Linked DNA regions of Homo sapiens: region 1 is linked to region 2. A link is an interaction called in ENCODE POLR2A ChIA-PET data of the cell type or tissue named here. Cell type or tissue: PC-9. All regions are shown on one strand. Each heading gives the region's core, and the rest is flanking DNA. Links, peaks and the distances in the headings are about the cores only. Region 1 overlaps CREB3L2 (cAMP responsive element binding protein 3 like 2). Region 2 has its middle 7.4 kb from the start of DGKI.

Region 1 (12,874 bases), core at 5,943-9,942, 110 kb after region 2:
GCATCCTTTGCCATCCGGCGAGGAAAGTACGTGCAATATTTAGAAAATGTAAGGTAATGTAATTACTGGTTCACCAGTACAACAGAAAGTTGAGTGATAAAATACTTATTTACCTCAGTAACTTTTCACTTTCACTCTCTTCCCTTTATTTTTCAGAGGTCTACTTTCCATGTTCCCATTCCCTAGTTTTTAGAATTCTCATGGCTTCATGTCTCCATTGTACTCCTCTAGCAAAAACAGAAGCAGCAGTAGCTTCCACTAATGGAGGCACTTTACTAGGTGCTTTTAACATCTAGTAAAAAATATATAATTCTCATTATATAGTGAATTATCATAACCAACCCATTAGATAAGTAATAATTAGACCCATTTTATAGGGCAGTAAACCAAGGCTCAGAGAGGTTAAGTAACTTGCCAAGAACATGTGGTTTGCATGTGCTGGAGCTAGAATTTAAACCACCATCTGTCTGGTTACATAGCTCATGAATTTTCCATTATCTAACACTGCCTCTGAGGAGTAAGTGCTAAGTTCGTAACATAGACTTTCCATAAGAATGCAAGCTTAAAATACAGTGACTATAAGTAAATGCAGAATAAATACATATGTGTGTGTTTATACATACACACATGCACACACACACAGGGGGGTGGGGAGAGAGAAAATAAAAGAAAGAAGTAATTGTGAAAACTCAAATTCCGTCAAAAGAGAATATTAGTGATTTTGTCCAAAGCCTTTCCAAGGCTTAGAGAGAGAATCAGGAATATATAACAGTTAGGGTCAGTGGGATATTAGCCTGGAAGTATCTAATAAAAGACAACATTGGATCAATTACCTCTGGCTCTAAAGCACATACCTGGAAAGACATCCACAGGGGAACCATCTGAAATTCAATTAATTAACTGTGCATATTTTGAACAGTTTTGCCATAGTACAACTACTACAGAAGCACGTGTTTTATTTCATTTAAATTAACAAATAAACATAATCTTATTTACCAATTATTTTAAACTTAAAACTAAATTATTTCTTTTTTTTTTTTTTTTTTTTTGAGACAGAGTTTCACTCTTGTTGCCCAGGCTGGAGTGCAATGGCACGATCTCAGCTCACTGCAACCTCCACCTCCCAGGTTCAAGTGATTCTCCTACCTCAGCCTCCCGAGTAGCTGAGATTAGAGGTGTGTGCCACCACACCCGGCTAATTTTAGCAGAGACGGGGTTTCACTATGTTGGCCAGGCTGGTCTCAAACTCCTGACCTCAGGCGATCCAGCCACCTTGGCCTCCCAAGAATTATTTCTTTCACTCAGAAAGAAATGTGGGCTTAAAAAACCAATCTATTATTTTAGGAAGAAGCCTACATTGTTAAATGTTTATATTCTGCATTAAATTTACTTCCTTCCTCCAAATTATAAACTGGGGGGTGGGGGGTGGGGGACATGAGAACATTAAAATTTTTCATTTGTCCTCAATTTTCTCAATGTAAATGAATTTGCTCAGTGTCCTTGCAGTCAAGCCAGCATATAATTAAGTGGCAGTTTGGAGGAAAGTACGTATGTCTCTGAATTGAAATTGGGGAAGGAACATCATGGGGGCCCTCCCCCTGCACAGTCAAAGCACAGGCTGAGTCAGGCTTTCTCTCCTTGAGTCAGTTGTTGCTCCCCACACCCAGGCAACCCAAACCTGGAAGAATCTCAGGCTTTCTCCTACTTCAGCCTCTCAGGCAGAGGCCCTTTATCCCACCTTTGCCATCACAGGATACAGACAGAATGCGTCTTCTGTGGATCCAACCTCTAGGCCTCAACTCTTCCTGTCATTTTGGGGGTCCCTCCCCTGTGGCATCTCTTGTCCTCCCCTCCCCATTTCTATGCCAGACAGTCCTCTATCTTTCTCTCAGGTACCTGTGGTCCCTAGGAAACAAAAGCTTTCCTTTTCCCACCCGGGGGGCACACCTCACAAGACTCTGATGGTCACCTTGGTCACTCCGCTCTAAGCTCTGCCCTTGGCAATTCTTCCATTCATCCTTTGCTGCTTCTTGAAAGATCTCTAGCCTACCCCAGGCCTTTCCTCCATGATCTCATGACCCATGCCCTCTTCATGCCCAATGCTCAGTCTCTCCGTGGCAGGCCCCCTCACTTTTCTGAACCATGGGAACTTCTAGGAAGTTCTTCTAGGAACTCACACTGCTCCCCTGTGTCTCCATGAACCCAGCCTCCACTTCCTCTCCTAGCATCCCCTGCACCTCCACGCGCCTGCTCTGCTCTTCCCCATCTGCGACCCCACCGAAGTCAGGACCAATGTCAGGAAACACTTGTAGAACAAGGGGGAAGACTCACTGAATGTTCACGTTGAAATGGACCCTGGTGGTTTTTAAGCGCAAATCCAGGGACACTAAACTCATGAAGCAGCACAGACCATTGCTTGGGCGACTTGAATTCTAAAGCTGCCATACACTGAACTAAAAGCTGTCTCTTGGTACCTTTCACTAGATGGCCATGGCTCTGACTTTGGAACTGTTCCCTTAAAGCATTGGAAGGCTGTCATCAAGAAGGATCCTGAGTGTGTATTCCCAGATCTTGTCCCTCCTCTACTCAAATCCTGAATCTCATCAGGATGAACAAAGGGTTTCTAGGCCCCCTTTCTCTGCCTTCTCACCTTGAGCTTCTTCCCGCACCATCCTCCTTCCCCTTCCCTGAGGGATCTCTGCTACAGGCACACTTGCCTCTCCCAGCTCCAGCATACACCCTGGGGAACCACTTTTGCCAGCCATCTGGGCTGATTGCACCTTCACTGCCCCCAGACTCAAATATCACAACATCAGGCAGGACTCCCCACCACCCTGTGTAAGCCAGTCAGAGCCTCCCACCCCCCACCAGCATTCTCTTACCCCATCGTGGTTTATTGTTCTCCATAACATGAATCGCCCCCTAAGAAATTACATGTATGTTTGCTTCCGATCTCCTGCACTACACATGAGTTCCATGGGGGCCGAACGTTTGTCTACTTGATTCACTGCTACAACAGCACCCAGAACACAGTACCTGGCACAAAGTGGGTGCAGTGCTCTGTATGTATATATCAATAAATGAATTCCCACTCCCTTCCATCCTCGCACTCATCCCCCAGCACACACAAACCTCTTTGCTTTCTCTCTGCATTCACTGGTCTGCATATCCAGCTTTCCTAAACAGCAAGGTGATTTTGGATACTGATCTGACATCTGACATCCCAGCAGTCCCTCTCAGCTTTGGGGCCCTTGGATCTTCATGAAGATGTCTCCCTCCTTCTTCATCTCACTCAACCAGCCCCCCTCCTTCACGTTCCTTCTGGATCCCAAGCCTGCAACGCCTGGAAAGTCTAGATAAGGGTTATGGTCTATGTCATCCTCAGATATGCTGATAAAAAGGCTGAGCAAACAGAGCTCATTTAAAGATCCCCCTCTCCGGAGGCTCTAAGCCAGAATTTACCTGCTCTTCAGGACCTCTTAGCAAGTCCCTGTTCCCACTTAGTCAGCACTGCTTTCTTCCTATTCACAAAGGATCTCTTTAATAACCAGCTCCACCAGTTTTCCAGGTATTAATGTCAAGCTTTTCCCTTTTCAAAAACCAGTACGGTATTCACTTCTTTCTAGTTTTCAGGCACCTCGTACTTGACTTTGTTAGTCCTTAAACTGATTTCTAATTCACGCCATTTTGTATTTATCCTAAGGTAAACATCAATCTTTCTAGCTTCTGGATACATTATTTTAAATTCTGAGCAAAATGTCTCTAGTCACTCTCTGGTATCATGATCCACCCCTCCCATCTTTGTTTTTATTGTTCATTTTTACTGGATTAAATTTAAATGTTTTTCTAACTTCCTCCTTCACGAACTGTATTTATATTAGAGTCTCTGGCCATGGAGCTTACCTAATTTTCCCCCAGGATCTTTTGAAATCTTGAAATCCTCTTCCCTAAATTGCCGAAGCAGGGATAATTATGTCCAGGGATAATTATGTCAAGCCAAACTTGATTTGTTTTTATAAGTTTAAAAATAGTTATTGCCTTTTTTATTTTGGTGTTTTTTTTTAAACAACTTATTTTGTTCAATGTTAGGATAGTATTTGACATATCTGTTGAAGAAAGAAAGAAAAAATAGAAATGAACAAATGATGACAACACCAAAGTAAGAATGTATCACAATCTGTTTTCAGCTGAAATAAATTCCTAGAAGATCCTTTATCCCTTTTAAGATGGCCATGTTAAAGAAACACTTGCGGCCAGGCGCGGTGGCTCACGCCTGTAATCCCAGCACTTTGGGAGGTCGTGGCGGGCGGATCACCTGAGGTCAGGAGTTCGTAGACCAGCCTGGCCAACATGGTGAAACCCTGTCTCTACTAAAAATACAAAAATTAGCCAGGCGTGGTGGCAGGCACCTGCAATCCCAGCTACTTGGGAGGCTGAGGCAGGAGAATCACTTGAACCCAGGAGATGGAGGTTGCAATGAGCCAAGATCATGTCATCGCACTCCAGCCTAGGGGACACGAGCGAGACTTCCTCTCAAAACAAACAAAACAAAGCAAAACAAACAAACAAACAAACAAACCCTTGCTTAACCCACTAGCATGTCTCTGGCTCCCAAAACACTTGTCACTACCAAATCAATCATGTGTTTCGACAGGGGAATGTTTTCCTCCGTGTTTAGCCTTTTGAGCACTCAGCATCTAGACTAAAGCACCCAAGGCTATTGACCCATCAAATACAAAAATGTTAAGCCATCTAGAAAAACCAGATCATTCAGTTAAAGGCTTTCTTTGTGCCTCCTGCACTCCCACAAAGATGGGGAGGGAACAAGCATGATATGCAAGGTAATCAATATTGAACAATCCAATATTGAAAACAAACGGACTGCTTTCAAATTCTTTAAATTCTACCATTCTTTTCAAATTATAGAGAGTCATAATCCAGTAGTGATATGGTTTGGCTTTGTTCCCACCCAAATCTCACCTTGAATTGAGCTCCCATAATTCCCACATGTTGTGGGAGGGACCTGGAAGGAGATAATTGAATGATGGAGGCGGTTTCACCCATACTGTTCTCATGGTAGTGAATACATCTCATGAGATCTGATGGTTTTATAAGGGGAAACCTCTTTTGCTTGGCTCTCAATTATCTCGTCTGCCACCACGTAAGACGTGCCTTTTGCCTTCCGCCAACCACGTGGAATTGTGAGTCCATGAAACCTCTTTTTCTTTATAAATTACCCAGACTCAGGTATGTCTTTATCAGCAGCGTAAGAACAGACTAATACAAGTAGTGACCAAACTCTAGTTCTACTACAGAGATTGTCCAACCGGGGAAACAAAATAGATAAAGAAACTGCCCATAAGGTAACATTCTAAATTCAACTATCTCTAAAGCCAGAGTTAGATCAAGGGACAGGATAGTGCTCAAACTGTTGCCAACTCCAGTAATTACTGCTTCCTCAGATTACTTACGATTTTTCTATAAACAGAAATTTAGTCTGTCTCCTTCTGTCTTTCCAACACGCAGTATCAACACACATGCGCACAAATATATTTACACTCGTTGAGGAAAACATGGCCAAAAAGACAGAAACGTGAACTTTTGCTAGTTTAAGCATTCCATTTTTTCCCTTAGGATAATTAAATCGAATCAATGACAAAAGCCCCTTGATTGTGAGGCTTTGCAATCTACATCTGAAATATCAGAATATTGTTAATATTAAAATGTTAATAGAACACACAGGTGAGTAGACCAATGCTATTGGTTCTTCTGGAATACTTCCTTAAGTTATTTTACAAAGAACCCTGGTCTCAGGAAGCACTGATTAAAGTTTCAAGGAAGTGACACAGCCCATGTTATAAGCAAGGACATAGAAAGCCCTAGGTTCTCCAGCCAAACACTGCAACTATCTGCAAAGCTCTCTCTTCTACGGTAAAGAGAGTTGACCAGGGTAACGTCCACTCAAAATCCCACTCCACTTAAAACTATGGGATTCTATGCCTGAGGAGGAGCAAAACAAAGTGCTATTATTTATGTCAAAATGGGCAACTGGGAGAAACACCTACTGAATCTAGCCTCCTCCTCTAGGGCAGGAATGCTTAAACCTGAGGGTGTATCACAATCACCTGGAGAGTTTATTAAAACACAATGGGTGCATCTCACCCTAGAGTTTCTAATTCAGTAGGTCTGCAGTGGGGCCCAAGAATATGTCTTTCTACCAAGTTCTCGTATGCTTTGCTGGTCCATAAAGCACACTCTGAGAACCACTGGTCTTCCAAAGAAGGAATCTGATGTTCACTGATGGCATCAAGGACTTAGGTGAACAGAAGTTGGGAGGGGCATCAAGACAGAGGAGCCAAAGAAGATACAGATCAGAGACAGGAAGTGCAAACATGTGAAAAGTTATGAAATTCCTCCAGAGAGTGGAAAAATAAGGGCTAGTTGCATCTTCTTAAATTATATCCCACTATGTCTTACTGCATAATTTGTAAAATAGATTATATGTTACTTGCTTACATACTTTAAAAAATTATGTCCAATAAGTTTGGATGGTAATGTGATGCACTTTCAGAAAGCAGGTTAAAAAAAGCAAATTCAGTCAACAAAGAAAACTGTTAATACATTGGTGCTCCCTCCAGTGGCTCAGGGAGAAGGAGGAGCACTATCCTTGATATGGAATTGGAATATTTAAGAAGTGTATGTTGATCCTAGCCACGACTCAGATAGAAGGAAAGCTCAGAATAAGTTAATCTTTTGGATAAAAGAAGAAGATTACCTCACTTTTGACTACAGACAGCTCAATTTGGAGATTTTACAAAGAACAGGAAATAACATATTTTGCCTCATGTTCATGCCTCTCAAATAAAAATAATAAGGAAATTTTAAAAAGAAAAATCGTAGGTAGAAAGGAAGGACCTATGCCATATGAGAGTTCATCAAAGCTCCCCTGCAGTGGCTTACTGACAAGCTGCTAGAACTGTGCTTCTGAATCCTTGTCTCTGCCTCCATATAATACGCAGGAGCCGCATACTCCTCAAGGTAACACTCTCATTACACATGGATTCTCAAGTGTCTGGGAATGAGGGCATGGAAGGAGGGTGTTATGAACTGAAAGTGTGTCCCCCTAAAATTCATATATTGAATCCCTAACCCCCAATGTGATAGTATTTGGAGATGGGGCCTCTGGGAGGTTTACATGACGTCATGAGGTGGGGTTCCCATGATGGGATTAGTGCCCTTATAAGAACAGCCCAGAAAGCTTGCTCTCTCTCCCCTTCTTCTCTCTCTCTCAGTCTTCTCTCTTTCTCCCTTCCTCTCCTTCCCACTCCTCTTTGCCCTGTGAGGACACAGAAAGAAGGCAGCTGTCTGCAAGTCAGGAAGCGGGCGCTCACCAGAGCTCAACTATGCTGGCACACTGATCTCAGACTTTCAGTCTCCAGAGCTGTAAGAAATAAACGTCTGCTGTTTAAGCCACCCAGTCTATGGTACTTTGTTAAGGTGGCCTGAGCAGACCAAGGCAAAAGGTGAGTGAATCTCCATCAGCCTAGCAGTTTGGACTCTGAGCTCATTATCGGGACATCATTATCTACCTAGAGACAATTTACCTAACTTTGGGCCAAGGACTCAGGAAGAAAAGAGCCTCTGGAATGTTATCATGGTCACCACACTACTAGCGGATGTAAAAGGAGAACAAACACTAGGCTTAGCTTGAGTCCCAGCCCTCCTCCCACAGTCACTCCCCCAACCCTAGCTTCTCCCTAATGCTAACCCAAAACAAGAGATACTCCGGATGACTCAGCCGCAAGTGCCCTTGCTATTGATTTGAACCTGATCAGACAGTTTGGTTCTGGCTCTTCGATTCTCTCCCAGACACCAAGCCCCATGTCTCTGAACTGGAGTGTTCCTGTGGCCCCTGCTCCCGATCGCTGGAAACTGACTCACAAGTTTCCCTCCCAGGAACAGGAAGCCTGCCCTGCACTGCATTCCTAAGATCCTTCTAACCACTGGCAGCTCAGCCTCATGTTGGCCACCTGCATGAACTTCCAACCATCACCTCCCCTCACTGTGATGCCCCATCCACTTCCTGGGACACCATGTAAATACCTAACAGCCACTGTTGACTGAGCACCACCGTGTGCCAGGATCTCTGCTTTAATACGCATTATCCCTAATCCTCAACACAATGCTGCAAGGTAGGTTATACTCTTCCCATTTGTGGTTGAAGCACACAAGACTTAGGGAGTTAAATAACCTTCCCAAGATCACACAGCCAGTCAGTAAAAGCTTGCTATTTTCACCTTTCTTTCTGACTTTAAAGTCTATTTTCTTTCCAATACAACACAGCGTCGTTTCTACCCCATTTTGGCACACCCCATCCCTTCCTTGTCCTCCACAGCTGATGTTGCCCTGGACTGGAGCTAGCTACTCTTTTTTTTTTTTTTAATTATACTTTAAGTCCTAGGGTACATGTGCACAACGTGCAGGTTTGTTACATAGGTATACATGTGCCATGTGGGTTTGCTGCACCCATTAAGTTGTCATTTACATTAGGTATTTCTCCCAACGCTATCCATCCCCCAGCCCCAGACTCCCCAACAGGCCCCAGTATGTGATGTTCCCCTCCCTTTGTCCATGTGTTCTCAACGTTCAACTCCCACTTACGAGTGAGAACATGCAGCGTGTGGTTTTCTGTCCTTGTGATATTTTACTGAGAATGATGGTTTCTAGCTTCATGCATGTCCCTGCAAAGGACATGAACCCATCCTTCTTTAAGGCTGCATAGTATTCCATGGTGTATATGTGCCACATTTTCTTAATCCAGTCTATCATTGATGGACATTTGGGTTGGTTCCAAGTCTTTGCTACTGTGAATAGTGGAGCTGGCCACTCTTGTATCCTCTCAGCCTCACACTGTTTCAAGCCAGCTGAACCTCCTCCAATGGGGGGTACAGCTGGATCAGTCCCCAGTATACCATCAGCTCAGGCCCGCCACCAACTCTCTATCCCAACTCATAAATGAATCCAATTTGGTGGCTCCCACCTTCAACCCCATTGATTTACAACTTCCAATTACAGCACATAAGAACAAGTCTTGTGTGTGTCCTAGGGGGTTGGAGAAAAGAAGGAAGAAAGTGAGAAGGGGCAAAAAGAAAATGAGGAAGAAAGAAACGAAGGAGAAGAATAGGGTCAAGGAAAAAAGTGGATCAGAGGAGAGAGAAGGAACGAAGAAGACGTGGCGCCCCATAAAACAGCATGTGTCAAGTGAGGACACTGTGGGGCTGCTTAGTCAGGAAGGGCAGAGAGCTCAAATCTGGAACTCCAGCAAGATCCCTGGTCTCCTAGTTAAGCCAAAGAAAACTGTTCCCAGTCTGAGAAGAGAATGTGCATGATGATATCAAGATTACAAATCATAAAAGCTAAGTTTCCTTTTTGATAAATTGGATCAGAAAAAGAGGTGGCTATAAAGGACATTTTGGGGACAACTAGGGCAATTTGAACATGAATGCCTTAGATAATAGCAGTGTATTAATGTAAAATTTTTTTGAGCATTATGATCTTCTTTTTTTTTTTTTTTTTTTTTTTTGAGACAGAGTCTCATGCCGTCGCCCAGGCTGGAGTGCAATGGCACGAACTCGGCTCACTGCAAGCTTCGCCTCCCGGGTTCATGCCATTCTCCTGCCTCAGCCTCCCAAGTAGCTGGGACTACAGGCGCCCGCCATCACACCCGGCTAATTTTTTTTTTGTATTTTTTAGTAGAGACGGGATTTCACCATGTTAACCGGGATGGTCTCAATCTCCTGACCTCATGATCCACCTGCCTCAGCCTCCCAAAGTGCTGGGATTACAGGCGTGAGCCACCGCGTCCGGCCTATGATTTTCATTGAGGTTGTTTAGCAGAATTTTTTTTTTTCAAAGATACCAGCTAAAGTATTTAGAGATGAAATGTCATAATGTCTCAACTAACTTTCAAGGGTCATCAAACACACACACACACACACACACACACACACACAACATACACATACGCAGAAAGACAGAAAAATAAGTTAATATGGTAAAATATTAGCAACTGATGGATTTAGTCAAATGATATATGTCTTGACTGTATTATTTTTACAACCTTTCTCAGGTTTGAACTTTTTCAAAATAAAAAAGAAAAGAAATTATGAAATAGGCACAACCTAAGAAACAAATGTTTTCCAGATGCCCAGGGTATTTTAATTTGCATAATAAGTTCTTCCAGATGACTTGAAAGCACTGTTATGGGGGGGTTAGAAGATCATCCAGCTCTGGAGTCAGGCTGCCTACACTGGAATACCATCTAAAGAGCAAGTTTCTTAACCTCTTCAAGCCGCAGTCTCCTCATCTGTAAAATGGTGCCCAAAACAGTATTGAATACAAAGGGTTGATTATGAGAGTTAAATGTAATAAGTCACAGGAGTTATTATTATTATTGATATAAGAAAAGACAGGATGTATAGTACTATCCTCACTTAAACTGCCCAAATAGAATTCCAAAGAATAAGCTGACCATTTTGTTTTAGAACTTTCTTTTTCTTTCTTCCTCTTACATAAAACACAGAGAAGCAATTTCAGAAAGATGGCATGTGCCAAAAACCACAGATATTGGAATCAATCCAGACATCGTATCTTTTAACGAGAGAATGGGGTGACATTTCTCCACCAAATAAAGTTCCTTATAAACTAAGTTTCCTAACTTTACGTTCAGGGTGAATCACTTGCAATGAAGAAACAGCAACTGTAAGAAGGAAAAATGGGTCTTCTTCGATAAGCCGGACAGTTCACAGAAGGGGGTGGGTGGGGTGGGCAGGATCCAGGTGGGAAACCTAATCTTCAAAACAGATTCCTTCTTTTGGCCAGAAAAGCTCAGGTCAAGGAACTGAAGAGCTGGCTTCTTCCTTCCTCACAGTAACTGCCTTGATGACTGGCAGTGTGGCCCAGACAGAGCACATTCCATAGGGCTGGACAGCAGGCGTGGGGCCAGCAACCGTTAAACACACTTTTGTATCCTCCACTAAAAAGAATGTCTGGAACCAACAGCATGTGCCTTGTTCTAAGAACAGATTTCTCCTCCAGCTATTTCTCCAGCTTACAGAAGAAGTGTTTATGCAGTGTGCACCTACCTACACTACGGTTACTTTATAGCTGGGTGCCTCAGTGTGAGATACTTAAGAATATCCATATTTTTAAAAAGCTTGGAGAATGGCATGCTTCCAACATCAGCATGAACCTAGACCCTAAATTAAGTTAGCACACATATTAAGAGATACACACAAACTTCAAGAAAAAACAAAATCAAGTCTACACAGAGTTTAAAGGTGCCTACTTATTTCCAGAGTCAGAATTATGTTTAAAAAAAAAACTGGGGCCAGGCGTGGTGGCTCACGCCTGTAATCCCAGCACTTTGGGAGGCCAAGAAGGGCGGATCACGAGTTCAGGAGATGGAGACCATCCTGGCTAACACGGTGAAACCCCATCTCTACTAAAAATACAAAAAATTAGCCGGGTGTGGTGGCGGGCGCCTGTAGTCCCAGCTACTCGGGAGGGTGAGGCAGGAGAATGGCGTGAACCTGGGAGGCGGAGCTTGCAGTGAGCCGAGATCGCGCCATTGCACTCCAGCCTGGGCATCAGAGCGAGACTCCGTCTCAAAAAAAAAAAAAAAATTTTGGATGGGGGGAGACATTGTATGAAGGACACTAAGGCAACACTGCAGACACCGCAGAACTTGATCTTTTTGCGGCTAGGCTGTGATGTGTGAGTGCACACAAAACACCGGTCCTTACTCTCTGCAACCCGAATCCCCTGGATCTCTTTCCCCATTGTAAATAACCTTATCATAAGTTCTTACCTTAATCATTAACTTCTCTGGATGGTACAAAAAAAAAAAAGGCCAGGGTCTGTTTTCTAATGTATATTCTTGCTCTTTCCATTTTTCTAAAACTATTAATTAAACATTAAGCCAACTTATTTAAAAGAGGGAAAAATGGGAAATAACCTAAAATCCTAATAATTGGATGTCACTTAAGAACCTACAAAACATACACTCAATGAACAATACACGGCCATTAAAAAGTGATAGATAGGCTGCTCTGTCTATGGAGTAGCCATTCTTTCATTTGTTCACTTCCTTAAAAAAAAAAAAATAATGGCTAAGTATTAAAATAGGAAAATGTCCATTATTAAATACAAAAGGGCATGGCACAATAGTTATATGAATATGTTTTATTAATAGCTATGTAAAAGAAGTATTCATAAAAAAAATCTGAACTCTAACACAAGAGAAATTAACAGCAGTTTCGGGAGTGCATAATGAGCTTTTGACAGATGTCTTGGCTGGGCGCAGTGGCTCATGCCTGTAATCCCAACACTTTGGGAGGCCTGTAATCCCAGCACTTTAGGAAGCTGAGGCGGGCGGATCACAATGTCAGGAGTTCGAGACCAGCCTGGCCAACATGGTGAAACCCCGTCTCTACTAAAAATACAAAAATTAGCCGGGAGTAGGGTGCACACCTATAATCCCAGCTACTTGGGAGGCTGAGGCAGGAGAATTGCTTGAACTCAGGAGGCAGAGGTTGCAGCGAGCCAAGATCATGCCACTGCATTCCAGCCTGGGCGACAGAGCAAGACTCCATCTCAAACAAAACAAAACAAAACAAAACAGAGAGATGTCTTTTTTGCTTGTTTTTTAGTTTCTTTAATGAGGTAATACTCTTTTTGTAATGAACAATAAGAACAGTATTTTTTTCTTGATAAATAAAAGGAAGCCAGGTTTGGTGGCTCACATCTGTAATCCCAGCTACTTGGGAGGCTGAAGTGGGAGGATAGTTTGAGGCCAGGAGTTTGAGACCAGTCT
Region 2 (12,874 bases), core at 5,516-9,515:
TACGAGGTGGTAAGAGAACCAGACCAATGAACAGTTTCAGGCTGGCGTGGTGTGCCCGTGAACAAAGAATTGTAATACTGGCAAAAATCTAAATTGCTTTCTTTCCCTTTATTTTCTCATCACTAAAATTAGGAAAATGAACAGATATGTCAAATCTCTTCTAACACCCATGTTCTGTAACTCTCCTCGTATGTACCTTATAATAAGACAAAGGTAAAGACATTTCCATGTGCAGCGAGGAAAAGTAATAATAAAAATTAAAACAACTAGCAAGTATGAAGCCCTCTTTTTATACGGTATGTGCTGTATAAGCACTTCCCTCATCCACCTCTATGTTTTCACAGCACCTCTCAAGGGCTTGGACACGTGCAAATGCAAACTGGCAAAGCCAGGAGTCAAGCCAGGCTGCTCAGTGGCCTTTGTGCTTCACCCCAGTTTAATGCACCCGTCTTCAGAAGGGACATCGTGTATTAGGTGCTTCAACACAAGATCCACGAATATCTCGTACATCCCTAAAATCAAGCAAATGTCATCTGAACCCAATTACTGGGACAGCCCCCTCATTACTCCCACTTACTTTTAGCCGTATCTTCCCCAATCCAATCTCAAGTGTGAGCCCCAAAATACTTCTGATTTTTCACGCCTCCACTTAAAAATCTTTTGATTATGTCATATTGCCGTTAGGGTAAAGTTCAAACAACTCAGCTGATTTTGAGGGCTACATTGGTGGGTGGTGGAGTACTGCCCGCTTTCCCTTCATACTGTCATGACAGTGAGGTTCTGAACTGTTCTTTGTGCAAACCCCACACGCTCTCTGCTCTCTCCATTCCCATTTTTGCACGTGTGAGTCTGCTGTCTCCTCTTCTTTGCTTCTCCTTTTCCTAAGATTTGCCAAGCCAACTACTCTACACCTCCATCGGATTTTAGTTTACATGTCTCTCCCCATGTTTCTCCCCACTAGAAGCCTCCGTTGATGATCCCTTTCTAGACTGTGATGGACGTACCTCCCATAGCTCCCATTGCACCATTGTACTAAACTTGGACCACTGCAACTGTCATGTGTCTATTTATCCCACATGTATATAAACGCTATATGTTGTTTATCACTATATCTTCAGTAATAATAAACAGGTAACATAATTGCATAAGTGTGTATATCATAGACCATCATGAAGTGTTTATTGACTGAGAAAAGAAATATACATCGTTGTGAACATAATGAAAGACGTCATTTTTCAGAACAAACAGTTTGATAATAGATGGTATTGATGAGGGGGTATGAAAACAAATGCTTCCTCAAATTTTTGATATACTTTAACTAGTAAAATCTCTCTGATGGTAAATTTTACAATATCTATCCATGTTTGAAATGCATGACCTAATTAACTAAGCAATTTCACTTCTAAAAATTCGTCCTCTGATATACTTGTAGGTATACACAAGGATTTAAGATTGAAAACAACCTAAATTGTTATTCATCCAAACAATGGAATTCTCTGGAACTGTCAAGATACATAAGGCAAGTTAACATTCATTAATATAAAACAATCTCAAATATATAATGTTAACAAAAAAAGAAAAACAATGCTCAGAGTATTTAGTAGTATGCTATCATTTATGGAGAAAAGAAGATCTATAGAGATATAATATTTCTGGAAGGATACATAAGAAAATGGTCACAGTGAAGCGGAGTTGAATGGCTCTAGCTAGAGTCTTGAGGTTTTGCCTGATTCAATAAGTACATGCCAACAGAATGTCTCCCAGCCTATCAGAAAAGCCAGCTGGACCTCTCAAGTGTGTATTTATATGTTTAAATAGTGTATTAATGGGTTGCTAATCAGAGGAATATTGGGTTTTTAAAAAAACAGTCATTGAACATTAACTCTAACTTAAGACAGAGCGACATTTGGGAAGCACAAATAATTCCAGCAAAAGACAAATGAATTCTGTTGTGGGGTGATCTCCTGAGAAGTTACTTAAAATATTAGTCATTCTCTTAGACAATTTATTTTCCTTTCTATTTTTCAACGATCACCAAGTAACCTTGTAATTATTCATCCTGCTTCTTAGTTTCCTTGACACTAAAAAGTGGAATCCTTGAAAATGGGTCAAAAGCATTCTAATCACAAAAATAAATTGACATTCTGCTTTGAAACTGCATTGCATGTGATTTTGAGTAACATAAGTACATAACCAAGAAAATGAGCATCTCTGGGTATATTGAAACATCCAGTGTCTGGACCTGGAAGTATAATCTCAGACCTCAGATGGACAATATTTCCATGACTGGGCCCAAAGCCATGCCCCATTTGGTGAGCTTCCTAACTCACCTTTCTATTATTAATTACTGTTCAATCTAAAACAGGTGTCATCCTAGTCTTAAATACCAACCTTGAGTCTCCTAAATGCCGAGCTTGATAAAAGGGCTTCAATGTGAAGTTTGAAAGAAAGAAGAAAAAAAATTTAAGTCTAGATAAGACTGCAAGACCAGATAATAATGAGAACATTATATTTAACATTTTTAAATGTATGTAGTTTTCAGGAATTTCAGGAATTTTCCAGAAATAACACAGAATGTTTTTTTAAAAAGTGACACATTTAAACATGCATATGCACACATTGGAGACCTCAGTTATGTATAAAACCAGGAAAAGATAATAGAGCTTTTGAAAATGTTGTCACTGAGGAAAAAAAGAAAAAGAAGTTTCCAGGATTAAGTTTCCAGGATGTATCATGTTGTACAGAAATGATAACTGAGCTCTCTTGTCAAAGCCTACAAGGCCCCACTTGGTCTCTCCTGTGCCTCCTCCATCCCTGCAGTCCCTCACCTTCTGACTCAGCTCTCCTAACATCCCATTTCTCATACATGCTGTATTAGTCCATTTTCACACTGCTATAAAGAACTCCCCGAGACTGGGTAATTTACAAAGGAAAGAGGCTTAACTGACTCACAGTTCTGCATGGCTGGGGAACCCTTAGGAAATTTACAATCATGGCAGAAGATGAAGGGAAAGAAAAGACCTTCTTCACATGGCCGTAGGAGAGGCAGAGCAGAGAGTGAAGGGGGAAGAGCCCCTCATAAAACCATCAGATCTCGTGAGAACTCACTCACTATCTTGAAAACAGCATGGGGAACCACCTCCATGATCCAATCACCTCCCACCAGGTCCCTCCCTCGACATATGGGGATTCCAGTTCGAGATGAGATTTGGGTGGGGACACAGAGCCAAACCACATCACATGCTGAGCTTATTCCTGCCTGCCCGTAAAGCTCTACCTCAGAGGTTCCCAGACTTTCTCAGTTCACACCACCCTTTACTGAATGTCTCAGTAATTATTTTTCCTGGCACTTCTAGGCTGAGATTTATGAAGATGAACCTAACACTTATGTTTATTAAGTATTCAGATGCTAACAATTCAATAAACATTTACTTCTTGACAACATTAGTAGCTATTTGAAAAAAACATAAATTGAAAGAAAAAATGTTTGTACTTCATTTGTAAGCAGCCACAATCACTTACCAATGGGATAGTAATGGGCATGACACAACCTCTCAAATCTTAGGATCATATTAGACACCACCACCTTCATTTCCTGTTCCACACTAATTTTCATGTGGTATTGCTCCTTAATACCACATGAAATTGCAACCACCAAAACCCAGCTTTGCAAACATAATGATGTCACTGAAAGAATGTAGTGTAATCTAGTGTTGAAACTATCAACTACATTGAGTCAGTAGTATGCATGGTGTCTAACAAATGTCAAGTATCTCTGAGTTTCTTTCAAAATTTTAATATATCCTGCGGTGCCCCTGTGAATATACGGCAGAAACCTGAGCACCTCCATGAACCTGAGCACAATTCCTGAACTATGGTTCATATTTTTGTATTGTGTTTGTTTTTGTCTGAGTTTTCTAGAAAACAGATCCTGAGGCAAAACTTACAAGCCAAGACTTTATGTGAAGTTGTAATTCCAGGACTCAAGAATGAAGGAAAAAGAGAATCAAGGCTGAAAAGGAGGGGAAAGTAAATTCAAGGTGGCGAGTTATGAATGACTACAGCATCACAAAACAACATACCTGCTTTCTTGGTCACCAGCACTTCTTCCAGACAGGACCTACATCATTATATCCAGAAACATTCTGTCCACAGGAGAGAGTGGAGATTCTCTGCCAATGTCTTCTTGTCTCCTGTTGAAACTGGTTGAAGTTTGTCCCTTAGAGAACTAATTAATTCACCCTCACCTCCAGGTTCTGTTACTGGCTCTTTATGGCAACTGCTAGGGAACCCAGATCCCCCAGTGATTGGAGGAACCTCTGAGGATACAGACTGATTGCACCTGAGCACCAAACTTGTGAGTCTCCTTCTAATGCAATCTCAGTGGAATCCAGTCACTGGGAGAGGCTGAGGTCACTGGCACAGTTGGGATATGAGGCACTGGCAATGGCAATGGTGGCTTGGGCTGGCCACTGAGCAAGCAAAGACACAAAGGTGTGAGAGAATAGATGGAAGCCAGCCATTCTGGGGACATAAATTGTGTCTTATGTGCTCCAATTCTTCTTATCATTCAGGTCTTACTTCTCATGTTATCTCATCAGAGAAGCCTCTCGCTCCCTAAACTGCCCTTCTCAGCCATTAGCTAACATAGAACTGTGTCTGTGTTAAACTGTTCCCGTGTTCAACCTAGAGTTGAAGATTGTCAGACTTATATCATGGCCATAAAAAATATGAAGCTACAGTGGGAGCTTGCTGAATTAGTATGGAGAAAAATATTTTAGGTTCTATTGATAGGAATTGATTTCAACAGGCAGTGTCTAAGCTAGATTTAACTAAAAATAGAACTATTATATTGCAAGGAGGGAAGAGGTCTTTAGATTACCCAGTCCAGCCCCCTCTCATGCATGGTGCTCCCACAGCATCTCTTCATGTGATTTTTTTTTTTAGACTTAAACAATTGAAGTTACAGAGGAGTCACTACTTTCTAAGACAACCTAGTCATTTTCAACAGGCTCTGTCATAAAGTGCTTTCCATTTTTTTTTTTTATCATTATTCCTCATTCGAACTGCTGGTGTACCAAAAAAACCTATGTATAATTTACAATGACTGTACTTGAGCAGCTAGTTTGCGGGGGGCAAATTGAGGAATTAGCTTGCATTCCCACTCAATTTCCTCTTGCTGTGTTCTGACTCTCACTCTCTCAGGCAAAAGTCTTTGGGATCCAGAGTCTGACATTCATTGCATTCACTATTTTTCTTGGTTACTTATCAAGAGCAGGCCTGATCTGCAGCAAACTCAATGAAGTCACCAATAAATTTCCTCCCAAAAAGGATAAGGTTGGCCTCAGAATGTGCAATGCACTCCTGGAAACCTTAATTCATTCTGACAGTCATTTGTTTTACAGGCAGTTGGTAAATGTCTACTTGTAATTATAATGTACTGTTCAAGGTACCAGTAATTCAGTGAGGAAAAACTAAAGACCCTGCTCTTTTGGTGCTAAACATTCCAATGTTCCACTAATTAATAACTTCTGTGTATAGTTATTAAAATCCATATTAAAACATTCAGCTGGACTCTCATTCAATCTGCATTCCTGTATTTGTGTGCAAAGTTTGGTTGGTAAACTATGCCTAATATTCTTTTTATTGCATTTCCCTAAGGTATCAAACAAGAAATGCTATCAAGGAAAATGATGCTAATCTAATATGACTTTTTAATTAATCCATTTAGATTTGCAGGGAACATATATTTACTGTTTCAGCATATTACAAAGACTTTTTGAGCCTCTTCGTGTATGAACATTCTGCTAATGCTAAGGATTCAAAGATGGATACAATTAGATAACTTCCCTGGAAGAGACTACCATTTAATTGTAATAAATGAAAACCATTTCCTTTCGTCTTCACTTCTTTTTACGTAGAGTAATGAAAGTCAAGTGGCAAACACCTTGACCTTTTAACTTAAAAGCCATTCACATTCCCTTTCTCCATCTTCCTAGAATATAGAGATGTACAAGATGAAATGCTTTCTTTTCCACTGCCCTTAAGTGAAGTGTGACTATGTGACCTGGTTCTGAACAAGGAGATCAAAGCCAAAATAATCAAATGGAGCTTCTTCTGGAGATGTGTTTTATTAGTACAGAAAGATAATATGCCCTCTCAGTCCTTTGCCCTTTTCCTTCTTCATGCTTAGAGAGGAGCTCAATGCCCACAAGTATAATAACCGTCTTGCAACCATGAAAATGAAAACCATTCACTAAGCATGGAAGAGTCAGAAAATGTAATAGGCCTTAGTCCTTGATGACTTCTTTGAGCAGTTGCCAGCCGACTACAGTCCACCTACTGCTAGACTTTTTATTATGTAAGGAAATTAAACTCTGATCTGTATAAGCCACTGTTAAGTGGATTTATTTTTTTCTTTACTTGCAGCCAAATGCATTCTTATAACATGGCACAAATAAATTCAGAAAAATACTTGATATATTGATTGAAATATTCATAATAATCCATATAAAATAAGATATTTGGACTATCTTGTCCCTAAAATTATACTTTTATGGATAATTTCCAAACTTAACTATAAAATTAGCAATATTACTCTTTAATCAAATAATCTCACTTCTAGAAATGCATCTTAAGAAAAAAATCCCAAATGAAGATTCCAAGTAAAGAAAGATATTTGTTATAGAATTGTTTATAATGTTAAATTAAAGAAAGTGACTTAGCTGGTCAACAATAGGAAAATAATTAAGTAAATTTTTCAATGTCCAGTGGAGGAACCTTATGCAGACCTCCAAAATAATAGTTGTGGGTCTAAGTAGAAATAATACAAATTGCTGATGATGTGCTAAATGAAAACACTAGGATATAAAATTAAGTGATACCATCCTTGAAACTATATAGAATATGAATAAACAAAGAAAAGGAACACAAAACAGGAAATTAGTTGACTTTAAAGATAACTCTTAATTTTTAAATTATTTATAGTGTTACACTTGTAAGACATTTTAAATGATAAATATTATTTTATTAAATACTGTATTATTTTAAAATATATCTTCTCTTGTGCCTCTACCAGGGACAGAGGTATTATAAACCTATGGTTTAGAACACTGGAAAAATATAAACAGAGCTATAGATTTAAACAAACAACATAAAACATTTTAATTCAGTATATAGAGGTAAAATTGGGAATGCTCATAAAGATTAGAATGGTTCCACTCAAGAATGAACATGAAATGTAAAGTCAAATAAGGTAAAGAAATTTGGTTATGGTTTTGTTTTCCTTGAGTGTCATGCACAATGAAGTTATTTTAATAATTAAGGTTGTCTTTTGCACAAATGAAAATGGCAATAATAAGATGTCAGAGCTGTAAGGGATGTTGGAGATTATCTGTCATCATCTTTCACTCACAAATTAAGAAACAGACCTTGAGAAGATAAATGACTCACCCAAGGTCACATAAGTAGTCAGTGGAGAAGGAGCAATGAAGTTCAGGTCTTTTTCAATGTTATTCATCCCCCAGAATAAACACGCATTAAATAAGCATTCATTAAGTAGCTAGCTATTCTGTGCTAGCTGTATTTGGACACTGTGAATATACGGGACACTGTGTTTCACACTCTACACAAAGATAAGTTGTGGACATATCCTACCCTTAAAGGATCAGAGTTTTGTGGGGTGAACATTAGGGTAATAATTATAAGACATATTGATATAAGTACTTGCATTCTACTAAGTTCCATGTGCCTTGGGGCATGACCTTGAAGGACATAACATAACATTTGGTGTCTGAGAAGTCTCAGGAAAGAAATGACTTTTGCCTTATCTCTAAAGGTTTGAGTGAAATTTTACCACCCAGAAACAGCACATTGCAAAAGCACAGAAAAATGAAAAACTTGGGTGTTCTACAGAATGCAGAATACATTGATATGGCACAAATTTGGAATGGGGGTAGGTGGCAAGGAAGAAGGGGAGGCAGATGAGGCTAGAGTGGGGCAAGTTACAGACACTTGGAGAGATTCTTCTATTCTGAGGATTTTGAAATTTGTGGAATAGGAAGATAAAATACATGGATTATTCCTAGGCAGGAAAAATGGTATAATCATATAATGTAAGTTTCAGAAATGTATCAAGGTGTGGAGGACAAAGCTGGACAGGAAGAAGCAGGAAGACAAGTTATGAGGCTATTGAGGTAGTCTGTGCAAGATATACTAAGGACCTGATATGAGGAAGTGACAGTGGGCTAGGAAAGGGAATAAATACTTGAAAGATATTTCTGAGGTATAATTTTTAAAATTTTAACAAATTGGTTGTAAATAGGGAAATGGTGGAATAAGAGTTAAATCCAACCATCCTGAAGTAGTTTAATCAATAAGTAGCTCTAGAAATTTTAGGCAAATTTAAATAACACAAAAACCCTAAAAGAATTTAATTTGCTCCTATCTGTACGTCACAAAGTGATGCTCAAAACTTCCATAATTAGCACATCAAATCTCTTGGTAATCAAATGCAAGTTTTGCAAGGGAGATCTTGAATTAAGAATATATATCACACTTACCAAGACTGAATCAGGAAGACATAGAAATATGAATCAGATCTATAACTAGTAATGAGATTGAATTATTAATCAACTATCAAACAAAGGAAAGTCCAGGACCAAATGGGTGTCACTGGTGGATTCTGCTAAACGTTTAAAGAAGAATTAACACTAATTATCCTCAGACTCTTCCAGAAAATTAAAGAGTTCCAAACTCATTCTATAAGGCCAGCATTAATCTTATACCAAACCCAGACAAAAACACTTCAGGAAAACTATAGACTAATATCCCTGATGAATATTGACACAAAATCCTCAACAAAATGCTACCAAACAGAATTCAACAGCATATTTAAAAGATTCTACACAATGACTATGTGAGATTTATTTCTGGAATGTGAGGATGATTCAACAGATGAAAATCAATCAATGTAATATATCACATTAACAAATCAATCAATGTAGTATATCACATTTACAAAACGAAGGGTAAAAAAAACTCAGTCGTCTCAATTGATATAAAAAAGAACCTGACAAAATTCAACAACCTTGAATAATACAATAAAATAACTCAATAAACTAAGGATAGAGGGTAACTACCCTAACATAATAAAAGCCATATATGAAAAATTCACAGCTCACGTCATATTCAATGGTGAAAGACTGAAAGCTCTGTCTCCAATATCAGAAACAAGACAATTATGCCCACTTTTGCCATTTCTATTCAACACAGTCCTGGAAGCTTAAGCCAGCACTATTAGGCAAGAAAAATCAGTAAAAGGCTACACACTGAAAGAAAGAGGTAAAATTATCTCCGTCTGCAGACATAATCTTAAGTGTAGAATGCTTTAAAGATTTCACCAATTATTATTTTTTAAACTACTAGAACTAACAAATTCAGCAAAGTTGCAGGATACAAACTCAACACAAAAGAAGCAGGTGTGTTTCTATACACTAACAATGAGCAATCCAAAAAAATAAGAAGCAGCAGCCAATTCCATTTACAGTAGCACCAAAAATAATAAAATACTTCGGAGTAACTTAACCAAGGTGGTCAAAAAATTGTATATTGAAAACTACAAAACAATGTTTAAGCAAATAAGACACAAATAAATGGAAATATATTTTTGTTTATTAGTTAAAAGACTTAATATTGTTAACATATCAGTACTACCCAAAGCAATCTATAGATTTATGCAATTCCTGTCAAAATACCAGTAGCATTTTTTGCAGAAATAGAAAAATCCATTTTCAGATTCATATGAAATCACAGGGGACCCCAAATAGCCAAAACAATCTTCTAAAAAAAGAACAAAGATGGAGGTTTTACATTTCCTGATTTCAAAACTTATTAAAATGCTATATTAATCAAAACTATGTGGTACTGGCATAAAGACATGCATATAGACCAATGGAATAGAATAAGAGAGCTCAGAAATTAGCTCTCATACATAGGGTCAAATGATTTTTGGCAAGAGTGTCAAGACTGTTCAATGGGGAAACAGTGTCTCCTCAACAAATGATGCTGGGAAAATTGGACATCCATATGCAAAAGAATGAATTTGGACCTCTATCTTACACCATATACAAAAATTACGTCAAAATGGATCAAAGATCTAAACTGAAGACCTAAAACTATAAAATGCTTACCAGAAAATATAGAGGAAAAGCTTTATGATATTAAATTTGGCAAAGATTTCCTGGACATGACACCAAAAACACAGGCAAGAAAAGTAAAAGTAGACAAATTGAAATATATCAAAATATAAAACTTCTGTGCATCAGAGGACACAAGCAACAGAGTAAAAAGGCAAACTATGGAATTAAAGAGAATATTTGTAAATACATCTGATAAGGAATTAATATCCAGAATATATTAAGAACTCCTACAACTGAACAACAACAAAAAAATAACCTGATTTAAAAATGGAAAAAAATCTGAACAGACATTTTTCAAAAGTGATATATAAACGGATATAAATGGCCAACAAGCATATGAAAAGATATTCAACATTGTTAATCATTAGGGAAATGCAAATCAAAACCAACAATGAGATATCACTCACACCCATTAGAATGAAGAAGAAAGAAAAAAAAGATGGAAGGAAGGAAGAAAAAAAAAGAAAGAAAGAAGGAAAGAAAGACAGGGAAAGAAGAGTTGATAAAGATAAGGAGAAATTGGAACTTTAGTGCACGATTGGGAATGTAAAATGGTGCAGACACAAGGAAAAGAGTGTAGCAGTTTCTATATGATCCAACAATTCCACTGTTGCACATATATATGCAAAATAATTGAAGGCAAGATTTCAAAGAGATAGTTACATACTCATATTCATAGCAGCACTATTCACAATAGCCAAGAGGTAAAACCAACGCAAGTGTCCATTAATGGATGAACAGATAAGCAAAATGAGATCTATTCATACAATGCAATATTAATTAGCCTTCAAAAGGAAGAAAACTCTGACACAGTCAACAACTTGGATGAATTTTGAAAACATTATGCTAAGTGAAATAAGCCAGTCACAAAGAGACAAATACTGTATGATTCCACTTAATAAGAGATATCTAGAGTCGTCAGATTCTTAGAAATGGAAAGTAGAATGGTGATTGCCAGGCACCAGGGCAAGGTGAAAGAAACAGTTGTTATTTAATGGGTACAGAGTTTCTGTTTTGCAAATGAAAAAGTTCTGGAGATTGGTTGTACAGCAATGTGCATATACTTAATACTCCTGAATTATACAATTAGAAATTGTTACAATGGTAAATTTTATATATATTCTTAACCACAATCGAATTTTTGAAAAAAGAATACTAGTGGTGGAAAACCTCTGAAAGAAGGGTAAAAAACTATGTTATGGGCAACAATGAAAATAAATTTACACTGAGGCCACAAATTATTGAAATTCATCTCTGACTTTAAGTCTCAGACCATGAGCAAGGAAAATAAATTCTCTTAAGAAGATAGGCCCAAATGACTAAGAGTCAGGTAGAAGCAATTTGCAAAGCAAGGAAAGAAATAATTTCTTGATGGAGTCATCTACACTGTGATGCCAATCCCTGCACCAGTTTTCGTTGGAGCGTGCCCTCCCCTCTTCATTAATCAAAGGTAATGCAGAATTACAGAATGGAATTACTTGCCAAAGAGTTTTCCATTTTCTGTCCCTGAGATGATGCTGATTGGAGCGAGAAAAGTTTTCTGAGGACAAATGCTCACGCTCTTAGCACCAGAGTTTGCTTGTAGCAAAAACAGAATGCTTAGAGGTGTGCTTTTGTTATTATTCTCAGTGGCTCTGGTGAGCCCAGTGCAATCAGCGATACTCATCCAGGCCAATTCACCATTAGGGAGCCGCACATGAAACCATTTACATTTCCCATTTTGTTTCAAGCAAGTCAGGTCTTTAACTGGATTGTGGTAATTGAACCTTCCTGTTACAACACTGCTTTTGCTGCCCAACGGATTCAAAAGCTGCTCTCGTTACATTTATTTGAACTTTTATTTCATTCATACTTTATACCTCTGGTTCTCAATCTTCAGTCCTGTAGCGAACTCTATAAAAGGAAAAAGAAATTCTTACAGACTCTCACAGATTCATTTAAATTCTTTTTTTGTTTTATTTTATTATTATTATTATTTTTTTTTTTTTTTTTGAGACGGAGTCTGGCTCTATCACCCAGGCTGGAGTGCAGAGGCGCGATCTCGGCTCACTGCAAGCTCCGCCTCTCGGGTTCACGCCATTCTCCTGCCTCAGCCTCCCGAGTAGCTGGGACTACAGGCGCCCACCACCACGCCCGGCTAATTTTTTGTATTTTTAGTAGAGACGGGGTTTCACCGTGTTAGCCAGGATGGTCTCGATCTGCTGACCTCATGATCCACCCGCCTCGGCCTCCCAAAGTGCTGGGATTACAGGCGTGAGCCACCGCCCCCAGCCCATTTAAATTCTTTTAATGATAATTTTAATTAAGTATGTTTTACAAAAATAAGCCTAAAAGTCACAATACTAATTATACAATAATGAAAACCAAATAATATTCAAATACAATGTGAGTATATAACCCAAACACTCAAAATCCTAATATTAATGTTGTATGACAGTGTTGTTTTTCCTTGAATTGTATCACCACCTTCACCTGTTTGCTCCAGAGCAGGTTCTTTTTAGATAGGTGCTGTGAGAACACTCAGTTGTCTGGTCATATTTCTATGCTGCAATTACAGTGGAGCCTCTGCTCACACAGCCTGTCATGATGCCATTTGGCCTCTCTTAGCACAAAGGCAGCATTTACATAATAATTCCATTCCTATCCTTTACTCATTAGCCCACAGTCACAAAACA

Evidence for each region. Peaks named below come from ENCODE experiments on the same cell type or tissue, not always from the same donor. Only the 100,000 strongest peaks of a DNase experiment are listed, where the experiment ranks them.
Region 1: POLR2A ChIA-PET joins it to region 2 with 5 read pairs; 2 of 35 experiments call an interaction of 5 or more read pairs at or near these places.

What each region holds. Positions count from the first base shown.
Region 1 is chr7:137,959,782-137,972,655 of GRCh38, forward strand. The region is part of intron 1 of CREB3L2 (cAMP responsive element binding protein 3 like 2); the gene reads right to left. Among named protein-coding and RNA genes, the nearest start is that of CREB3L2-AS1, 13 kb to the left of the region's middle. In PC-9, for the core only: no CTCF peak of the experiment used is centred there; a DNase peak (open chromatin) is centred at 7,990.
Region 2 is chr7:137,847,924-137,860,797 of GRCh38, forward strand. No RefSeq gene overlaps it. Among named protein-coding and RNA genes, the nearest start is that of DGKI, 7.4 kb to the left of the region's middle. In PC-9, for the core only: no CTCF peak of the experiment used is centred there; no DNase peak of the experiment used is centred there.